Regions from separate parts of the Mus musculus genome. Here region 2 is linked to region 1. Evidence: chromatin contacts called from ENCODE Hi-C or POLR2A ChIA-PET data. All regions are on one chromosome and are shown on one strand. Each heading gives the region's core, a stretch centred on a gene start or an enhancer-like site at or near the end of the contact. The rest is flanking DNA. Distances are from core to core; before and after follow the strand shown.

What was found. Hi-C counts contacts between places; a loop is a spot of excess contacts on that map. ChIA-PET counts read pairs that join two places held with the same protein, here RNA polymerase II (POLR2A).
Region 2: a map of heart shows a loop between it and region 1 (9-fold over the local background). The contact joins the promoter of Xpo1 here to the enhancer-like site in region 1. A Hi-C loop is called at or near these places in 8 of 37 maps with a recorded cell type or tissue (adrenal gland, gastrocnemius, heart and 1 more). POLR2A ChIA-PET finds 5 or more read pairs at or near these places in 3 of 5 experiments (Patski and embryonic stem cell).

What each region holds. Positions count from the first base shown.
Region 1 is chr11:23,209,946-23,214,677 of GRCm38, reverse strand. No RefSeq gene overlaps it. Among named protein-coding and RNA genes, the nearest start is that of Xpo1, 44 kb to the left of the region's middle. Within about 2 kb of position 3,322, at least 2 of the 3 ENCODE cell types and tissues checked have a DNase peak (open chromatin) inside an H3K27ac peak, as active enhancers do; they include gastrocnemius and heart, where a contact is called at or near this core.
Region 2 is chr11:23,254,378-23,259,079 of GRCm38, reverse strand. Xpo1 (exportin 1) reads right to left here and starts at 3,039. Exons shown (of 26, transcript NM_001035226.1): 1 at 2,920-3,039; 2 at 2,363-2,436.

The sequences.
Region 1 (4,732 bases), core at 2,073-4,572:
ACTTGGCTGCAGTGGGTGTGGCTGTAGCAGAAGAACCATGCGCTAAAGAGAAGTTTATTTCTGTCTCCCAGTGCCACCAGCAAACCTGTATATTCGTGTCCTGCACATTTGTTGTATGACCTTCATTCCAGTTGTAGTTCACAAATGAAATATGAAAGGGGTATTTGTTTATTAATTAAAGAATTAGTTGTTTTTCATTACAAATAACATCCATTTCCAAAGGGTGTTAGAAACCCTAGTGACAGATGTAACAGCTTATCCCCTTGTTAATTTAGATATAGAGCACAAAGAAGCAGCAATTGAGCACTTGTTAAAATGAACATTTTTAGCCAGGCTTGGTGGCTCAGGCCTTTAATCCCAGCATTCAGGATGCAGAAGCAAGTGGATCTCTTGAGTTTGAAGCCAGTCTGGTTTGAAGCCAGCCTGGGTGACATAGGGAAACTGTCTTGCCCCACCATCACACTCTCCTCCCCCAAAAGACAGAAATTTAAGATGCTTATCCAGGCTTTGGTGACATGTGTCTATAGTCCCTATACTTGGGAAGCAAGAGCAGTATTGCAATTTCATGTCAGCTAGTACTGCATCAAGAGATCACATCTCAGGAAGAGACAAAGAAGGAAAGACAGAGAGAGGATGGAGGGAGAAATTCTGTATTCTACTATGATTTACCTATTTATTATTATGTTTAAGATGTGTGTGTGTATCTGTGTGTAGGTATGTGTGTATGAGTGCAGATGCCTTCAGAGGCCATAGGATTCCCATGGAACTGGAGATGTGACCCAATTGATGTGGGTGATGGGATCCTAACTCAGGTCCTCTGCAGGAGTAGTGTGTGCTCTTTACTGCTGAGCATGTCTCTAGCATGCATTCTGTATGGTAAGTGATCCCCAGGAGACTCATGGGCACTTGAAACTTTGAGAAGTGCTGGTTACTCAATGACCATAGACACTGTTGTGTGAACACTGGTAGGGCCTGAGGTGAAAAGGCTAGTTTGCTTTGATAGTGTACATAGAGCAAAACGATGGTGGGATGGGTAAAGACTCGGAAAGGGCTCCCCTAGGTCAAATGGAGCTCAGTGCAAATGAATTCCCTCCATCCATCAGGAGGATCCTGCTCTAATGGCTCCAGGAAAACAAACTAGAATAAACAAAGAATTCAGCCCGAAATATAACTAAGTGTGACCCAATTTATTTTAATTAATTTCTTTATTTCCAGAGTGATCTATACAGTTGATCCAATTTGCTACTTTCTCCTGAGCATATGACGTATCGACAGTCATGCATTAACTAAAGGAGATTAAATAATAGCTTCTGAGTGCTTGGGACCAGAACTGTCGGTTCACACCTCCCCTTTGCAATGAGAACGTCATGATAAAATCAGGTGAGAGATCATATATGGTCATTGGCAGAACAGCAGCCCCAGATGAGGTGCCCACGTTAGAGAAATCCCGACTCTGACTTAGGCAAGGTAAAACACACTAGCGCTTTTCAGATGGAGATAAACAACAATCCAAACAACACAGAGTACTCTTTTGTTTTCCTGTGTACGTGTGTGGTGCAAACACTCATGTGCATTTGTATCTCCCTCAGTGTGTGCACATGGATGTGTAAGCCTGTGGAGGCCCAGGGTAGGTGTCAGGGGTGTCTTCAGTAGCTGTCCACCTCATTCATTGAGTCAGGGTCTCTCAAGTGAACCCAGAGCTCACTAACCAGCTTTGTGGGGGGTGTTCCCTATTTCTGCCTTCAGTGCTGGAATTACTGGTGTTTGTATGTGTTCTGAGATCCAAACTAATCCTCCTGTGTTCATGAATAGCACTTTAATGGAGTTGTCTCTCCAGTCCTGTATTGTAATTGCTTTGGTTTTGGGATGGAATCTCATTATGGAGCCTTCCCCGGCTTTGTAGATCAGGCTGGCCGGGGACTTACTGCTTAAGCCTCCCAAATGCCAGGCATGTATACTGAACCGAGCAACAGCAAATTTTTAGCTGGTGACCAGCCCTGGCACTTGGGGGAAACAGGTAGATGAGAAGTTCAAGGTCATCCTTAACTGTATAGAAAGAAGGTTTGAGACTAGACAGGATCTTGCTCTGCAGCTCTGGCCAGCCTGAATGCTGCAGAAACCTTCAGCCTTCTGCCTGCCAAGTACTGGGAGTGCAGAGTGCAGGTTTTTTGTTTTTGTTTTTAATTTATTTATTTATCTATTTTATATGTATGAGTATCCTGTAGCTATCTTCAGACACACCAGAAGAGGGCTTCAGATCCCAATACAGATGGTTGTGAGCCACCATGTATGTGGATGCTGGGAATTGAATTCAAGACATCTGGAAGAGCAGTCTGTGCTCTTAACCACTGAGCCATCTCTCCAGCCCCAGAGTGCAGGTCTAAGAGCAGCTTTCTCTATGAAAAGATTTTATGACATCACTGTTAAATTTGATCCCTATAGAAATTGTCAAGCTGGGCTGGTGAGATGGCTCAGTGGTTAAGAGCACTGACTGCTCTTCTGAAGGTCCTGAGTTCAAATCCCAGCAACCACATGGTGGCTCACAACCATCTGTAATGAAATCCGCCGCCCTCTTCTGGTGTATCTGAAGACAGCTACAGTGTACTTAGATATAATAATAAATAAATCTTAAAAAAAAAAAAAAGAGGGCTGGTGAGATGGCTCAGTGGGTAAGAGCACCCGACTGCTCTTCCGAAGGTCCAGAGTTCAAATCCCAGCAACCACATGGTGGCTCACAACCATCCGCAACAGGATCTGACTCCCTCTTCTGGAGTGTCTGAGGACAGCTACAGTGTACTTACATATATTAACAAAATAAATCTTTAAAAAAAAAAAAAAGAAAGAAAGAAAGAAATGGTCAAGCAAACACGGGAGTGTGGTGGCACACTGTCTGGAATCTCAGTGCTTGGGAAGAAGTCAAGAAATCAGGAAACTCAGGGTCGTCCTCGGGTACAGCAGGTTTCAGCCCAGCCCGGGCTATGTGAGATTCTAAGTAAAAGAAAAGAAAAGAAAAGAAAAGAAAAGAAAAGAGAAAAAAAAAAAACTAAATAAAAACAAAGAAAGAGACTAATTGAGATGGTGTTGTCGTCAGCGACCCCATCTCGCGGCAGTGAAGTTAGAAAGTGGGGCCTGAAGAAGCGCCTGGTCCTGGAGACGCTTCTCTTCCCTCAGCCACATTTAGAATTCACAGAAAATATTTAAAAGCCTCTGCGAGGTAACTTCTAATCCCCCATGCAGTTTTGAGCCAATCCCACCCTTGAGGCAGCCACGCCTCCCGGGAGCAGAGGTGGAGGGGCGCTATTGTTCTGGGTTTCCTTTCTTTGTCCACTCCCGCCCCTGCCTCCGCTGCCTGGCCACCTCAGCCTTCCCCCTCTGCTCGGGGCCTGGGTTTTCCCTGCTCAGCCCGTTAGTTCACAACTCACAGTGTTGCACCCGTTTTTAAACTTCCTTTTCTCCAAAAAGAGCATTTCTGTAGTTCCCAAGGACTGTTCCGTCTAAGAATAAACACTGGCATTCAAGCGGAGCGAAGGGATCTACTTATTGGGGCTTGTTTGTTTTGAGACAGAGTCTTACCCTGTAGCTGAGACTGGCCTGGAACTGGAGAGCCTTCTGCCTTCACCTGCAGAAGTACTGGGTTTACAGGTGTGTACCACCAAGCCAACTACAACACACTTCTGTCTGAGTCGTTGGCACACTCTGTAGAATAAAGCAACTAGTCATAGTAATTGGTTACTTAAAAATTTAAAATCAAACCCAGCATATCAGATGTACATATGAAATTTGGACACTGCCTCCAGCCCTCATCCCCTCACCCCCTACCCCCACCCCACCCCCCACCACACCCCGTGGCAGCTTCCTGAAGGCAAGGAACACTGGTGTCATGTGACACTGCCCACTCTGCTCCATTCTAAGGATTTTGATCAGTGCATAATTGTAGCCCAACAGCTCACAGTCCCTCCCCCACACCACAGTAGACTCAAAGTCAATACACACAATTAAGAGGTAAAATTGTATTATTACTTATATAAGGAGAGCATCAGGACTGATCCCAAAGAAGTGTCTCGGGAGGGAGCTTTCACTGGGAAGCGAATCAAATCCATACAGAAAAGTCTCTTCATGTAGAAGTAGACAGTTTTCTGAGCATGTAGTAAGACAACATGGTTTTTCACTTAACATACTGATTGTTTGTTTGTTTTGTTTGTTTGTTTGTTTTGTTTTTTTTTTAATTTAAAGGGGGGGGGATAGACTGGGTGGTGACAGATACCTTTAACCCAGTATATGGGAGTCTGACACAGGTGGATCTCTATGACATGTCTAAGGTCAGTCTGGTCTACATAGCAAGTTGCAGGCCAGCCAGAGTTACTTGGTGAGATCCTGTCTCAGAGGACTAGAATTTTGTTCCCTGTGTTCACATCAGGCGACTCATGGTTTCTGGCCTCCATGAGCACACATATGTGTGTATACATACACACATATGTGTATACATACACACTTACACATAGGCCAAGTGTTACATTTATAAACAGTCCTGATCAGTAAGTTACATTATATTGAAACAAAGTGCTACAACATAAACTTCGAAATGAAGGTTAAAGAAAAAAAAAAAAAAAGAATTAAGTTGGGAATTGAGGGTAGAGTGTTGACTCAGCAGTTAGGAGTGCTTGTTTCACAACCAGGAGGACTGGAGTTCTGATTCCAACAGCCACATAAAAAGCTGTGTGTTCAGTACGTA
Region 2 (4,702 bases), core at 1,790-4,289, 45 kb before region 1:
CGGCATACTACTGTTAAAAGACAAAGGCAACAGAGTAAGACCTATCTGTGCTCCCCACTCAAACTCCTCACGAGTCCAAAAATTCTTTCATAGGTAGATATGCTCACATTTACACTCATGTAAAGATAAAGAAACTGGGCTGGAGCCCGGCAGTGGTGGCCCAGGCCTTTAATTCCAGCACTTGGAAGGCAGAGGCAGGTGCATTTCTGAGTCTACAGATTTGAGTTCCAGGCCAGCCAGGGCTATACAGAGAAACCCTGTCTCGGAAAAAGAAGAAAGAAAAGAAAAGAAAAGAAAAGAAAAAGAAAAAGAAAAAGAAAAAGAAAAAGAAAAAGAAAAAGAAAAGAAACAAACAAACTGGGCTGGAGAGATAGCTCAGTGGCTGTGCTTCCAAAGGACCCTGGTTCAATTCCCAGCACCCACATTGATCTGTAACTCTGGTTTCTGGTTTTCTGACACCTCCACAAAGACATACATGCAGGCAAAACACCAACAAAACATAAACTAAAAGTAAAAATAAATTATATATTAAAAATTAAAGAAAGCACCTGGGAGGTGAAAGGACAATTAACACCAAGGCCAGTGTTAAGAGATAAGACATATGCAATCCCAGAAGAGATGGAAGCACAGACTGGAATACACAGTGAGACTCTGTCTGTCTTAAGAAGGGAAAAACAGAACACTAATATACAAGAAAAATAAATCCCACTAACAAATAACTATTCTTTCCAATAACTTCAAGTGTCATAACTTTTACAGATTAAAACAGATTTTTCGAGTTTATGGTTAAAAATTGCAACCAACTTGTCTCAGACACTATCTCAATTTATAGTTCTTTAAAAAAAAAAGTAATGATTAAATGTTTAGTCAAATGACCCTACACTTAAGTCCTAAGTTTCATTTTCAAGTTGGTCTTCTCTAAGAATTCAGATACTAGACTCATGTGGGGGAAGGGGTGCAATCTAAGAATACTTAAATACAGTTGTTGGCCTTTCTCGGAACTAGCGGTTATCTTCCAACTTCAACTATAGGTAATCCAGAAATGGCGGCTCTGTGGTCAATGCCAAGCACATTTAGCAGCCCCAACCAAACAGCTTCCAAATAGTCATTCCACCGTCAGCCGTGACACCCACATTCAAGATACAGAATCATGCAGTAAGTAGTGCAGCTATGGAGGGATTGTTCACTTTCTGATTGGTTCACCTGTCTCGTTGGTGTCCCCCAATCCCAAATTCCACTCACTGGATTGTGAACTGTAGGAACCCATCAAACAATGCTGTGACTCTACAAGTGATTGTCCATATACCTTCAATGGCACTGCAAGCAGCAAAACACTACCCACCAGTAGCCATCTAAAAAGGTAAGTTCACAATGAGTCAAAAAACAAGATGCTACAAAAGACTGCTACTCCGTGTGTGGGCAATCGCCTGCTTCATTCAGTAAGAAACACACGCCTCACTAGGAAGGGACCGCCCTCCCCTGGCTTCCCACCCGAACGACTCTCAGCACTTCTAACTATAGCTCACAGGAGCACGCACTCACCCCGCCCATACTCGGAGGAGGCATTTAGACCCGGCGCCTAAGTTCACCGCCCTATTCTCTATGCAGCATGTCCTCTGAGTGATCCGAGGTCCCGCCTCGGCGAGTATTCAGTGCATCCTCTACCACCACTTCCTCTCCTACACCGCAAACTCAAGAAACCAGAAGGAGGAGCAGGGAGGGCATCATTCACTGTCCACGGCCAGCAGTACACGGTTTCACCAAGACATATATGCCCCGGGCGAAAACAACCTACAACACGGAACCCCAACTGCAGGCCCCCGAAAAAAAGAAATTAACTCCTCTTTCCTACTTCTTGTTATACACACACTCACAAAACCAACAACAACAAAAATCACCCACAAGGCTTTCGAGTTTCTTCACATAAGAAGGGACTCGGTAGCCCCTCCCTCCCCCATCCCAAGCTCTCCACCGAGGGGGCCACGTGATGCAGGCGGACGTTTCAATGCTGCTGCACTAAATATTTCTGGAAACTTCCACTCCTAATAATTTACAGAGACGTTCCCGAAATCACCCCCGACTCTCCCCAGCCCTTTGGACTGGGGAAGCCCTTCCACCCACGCGCAGGGGCTCAGCCTCACTACCACGCTCCTCGCCTTCCTCCACCGCCACCCGCACACGAAGATGACCCAGCAAGCGCTCCCCTCCCGCGGCCGCCTCCCCACCTCCATCACCGAGCGACAGAAGCGCTTCCATTCAATCTCAGGCTCCGCCGAGGGCCCCGCGCCCGCCGCCCGCCTCGCCTCATGCCCGCCGCGCCGCCGCCGCCCGACCCTCGGCCCCGAGCACACGACCGACTTACCCAGAAATTCAACCAACTGCTTCTTCCTTCCTTGTCCGGGCTTGGGGCGAGGGAAGGTGGGGAGGAGGGAGAGGGGAGGAAATCAAGGTGGGTTTCACAGTTTTCCCACCTTAAACAAAAAAGAAATTAAAAAGCAGAGAAGGGCAAAAAAAAAAAAAAAAGCTCAGTATTTACTATTCTAGGGACAACTCCACCCAACACACACTCACGCACACACACGCGCGCACGCACACACACGCGCCCCACCAAAAAGGGGAATTAATCCGAGAAATAAATGCTCCCGCCCGGCTGGGGAGGGAAGGAAGGGGGAGGGGAGCGGGCCAGTCCGTGAGACAGAGCCCAGGACCCTCCAGCCACAGGCGGCGGCGGGAGCAGCAGCGCGAGTCCGTACGGCCGGGGCCGCTCTGCCGCCAGTTGCAGTCCGGCTCCCCCTACCACACAGGGCTCCCTCGCTCACGCCGCTCCGGCGCCGGGCCCCCCCACCCGAGCTAGCCTAAACTTTCCCCCCTTCGCGTGCTCCTCAGCGACTGGTGCCTCCCCCCTCCCCCTCGGGATGGTTGCACGACTGCTGCAGCAAAGGCTGGAACAGGCACGGCCGCCGGGGCTGTAGCTACTGTTGCTCTTGCTGATGCTGAAGCTCCCGCTGCTCCTGCCGCGGCCGCTGCAGCCGCTTCTCCCCCTCCTCCTAGTGCCTCAAACTCGGAACCGGTTGAAACCGGTTCAGACTGGGAGATTCCATCTCGGTTGAGTTTTCAGCCCATGGCGCCGCGGAGCGTTTGGAACCTGGGCCTCCGCCCCCAGGCCGCGCGCCCATTGGTCGGCCCCGGCCACAGCCGCGCCATCAGCCTACCTCTTATTGGTCGGAGCGCCCGTCAATCCCACCTCAAGGCTCCACACGAGCCTGCCGCTTAGGCCCCCGCCTCTTTCCAGCAGTGATTTGCCCGCAGAGTGGGGGAGGGGAGGCGGGGCGGGACGCAAAGGAGTGAGGGGGGGGTGGAGGAAGAGAAGGTGGGACGTCGAACAGAGCCCAGCAAAGAGGAGAGCGGAGAAGCCTCACAGAGGATTGGCTTGAGTGAGCTGTCAGTCAAGTGCAGCCCGCCTTCTACATCCCTTTCCCCTCGAGTGGCTCCCCCTCTCGGTCCCTCGCTTGTAAGCCCGGCCTTTCCGGCTCGCCCATTGGCTGGGCGCCTTTGGTGACGGAGAGGGTGGGGTTCGCCCGTGAGCAGAAGGCAGCGCGGGTTTGAGCGCCGCGCGCGTTGCTCGTCTTTCTGCTTTCCCCCCCTCCCCGTTCCCTGGCGGCCCGCCCCCTCGAGCTCCCGCCAACCTCAGGGGCCTCGTCCTGGGGCCCCAGCATCCGCCCTTAGGATGGGGTCTGTGCTCGGAAAAGGGAGGGCACACCCTGTTTCTACATGGAAATAGACGGCCGCGAAGGACCGAAAAGAACACATAGGTGCCGGATGGTAGGCCCTGGGCCTTGGATCCGTTGTAGAGGCCTGGGTTTGGGCACCGCATGGGAACGTGAATAGCACGGGCCGAGGTTGGCATAAACGGGCGTGCAGTTTGGGCGCCTGGAAACGGTTGTCTAGTTAGTTATTGGACGAGCCTCCTTAAAAATTTAACTCTCTACCGGGCAGAGGTGGCGCATGCCCTTAATCCCAGCACTTGGAAGGCAGAGACAGGGATTTCTGAGTTCGAGGCCAGCCTGGTCTACAGAGTGAGCTCGAGGACAGCCAGGGCTACACAGAGAAACCCTGTCTCGAAAAAAAACAACAACAAAAAATTAACTCTCCCCAGACTGCTTCAACAAGAAGTTATTTCTAAAAATTAGTCCTAACACATTGAAAATCCTGTTGCTAACTTAACAATGCGTATAGACAGATTTTGTGCCAACTTCTTTTAACTTGGTGCGTGCCCTTATTATGCCACGCCCCTAGGTTAACCCATGGCTCCCAAGTGCCAGGTCAGTTTTGCTGATTAGGGTTGCTTAAAACAACCAGCAGTTGGGTGGTGGTGACAGAGGCAGAGGCAGGCAGATCTCTTGAATTCAAACAAGCCTGGACTACAGAGCAAGCTCCAGGACAGCCAGAACTACAAAGAGAACCCTATCTGGGGGAAAAACAGCCAGCAGTCCACCAAAATCGACTGGTCTGTTGTGCCACAACATTTATTAAGTCAACACAGTTGACCTGGCATATTGCACAGGCCTGAACTCCCAGCACTTGGGAAGAAGTGACAGGAAGAATAGGAATGCAAGGCCATCCTCAGCTACAGAATAAATTCAGTGTCAGCTGGAGGCAGAAGATGCTATCCCTATACACAAAAACAAATATTCGGAACACA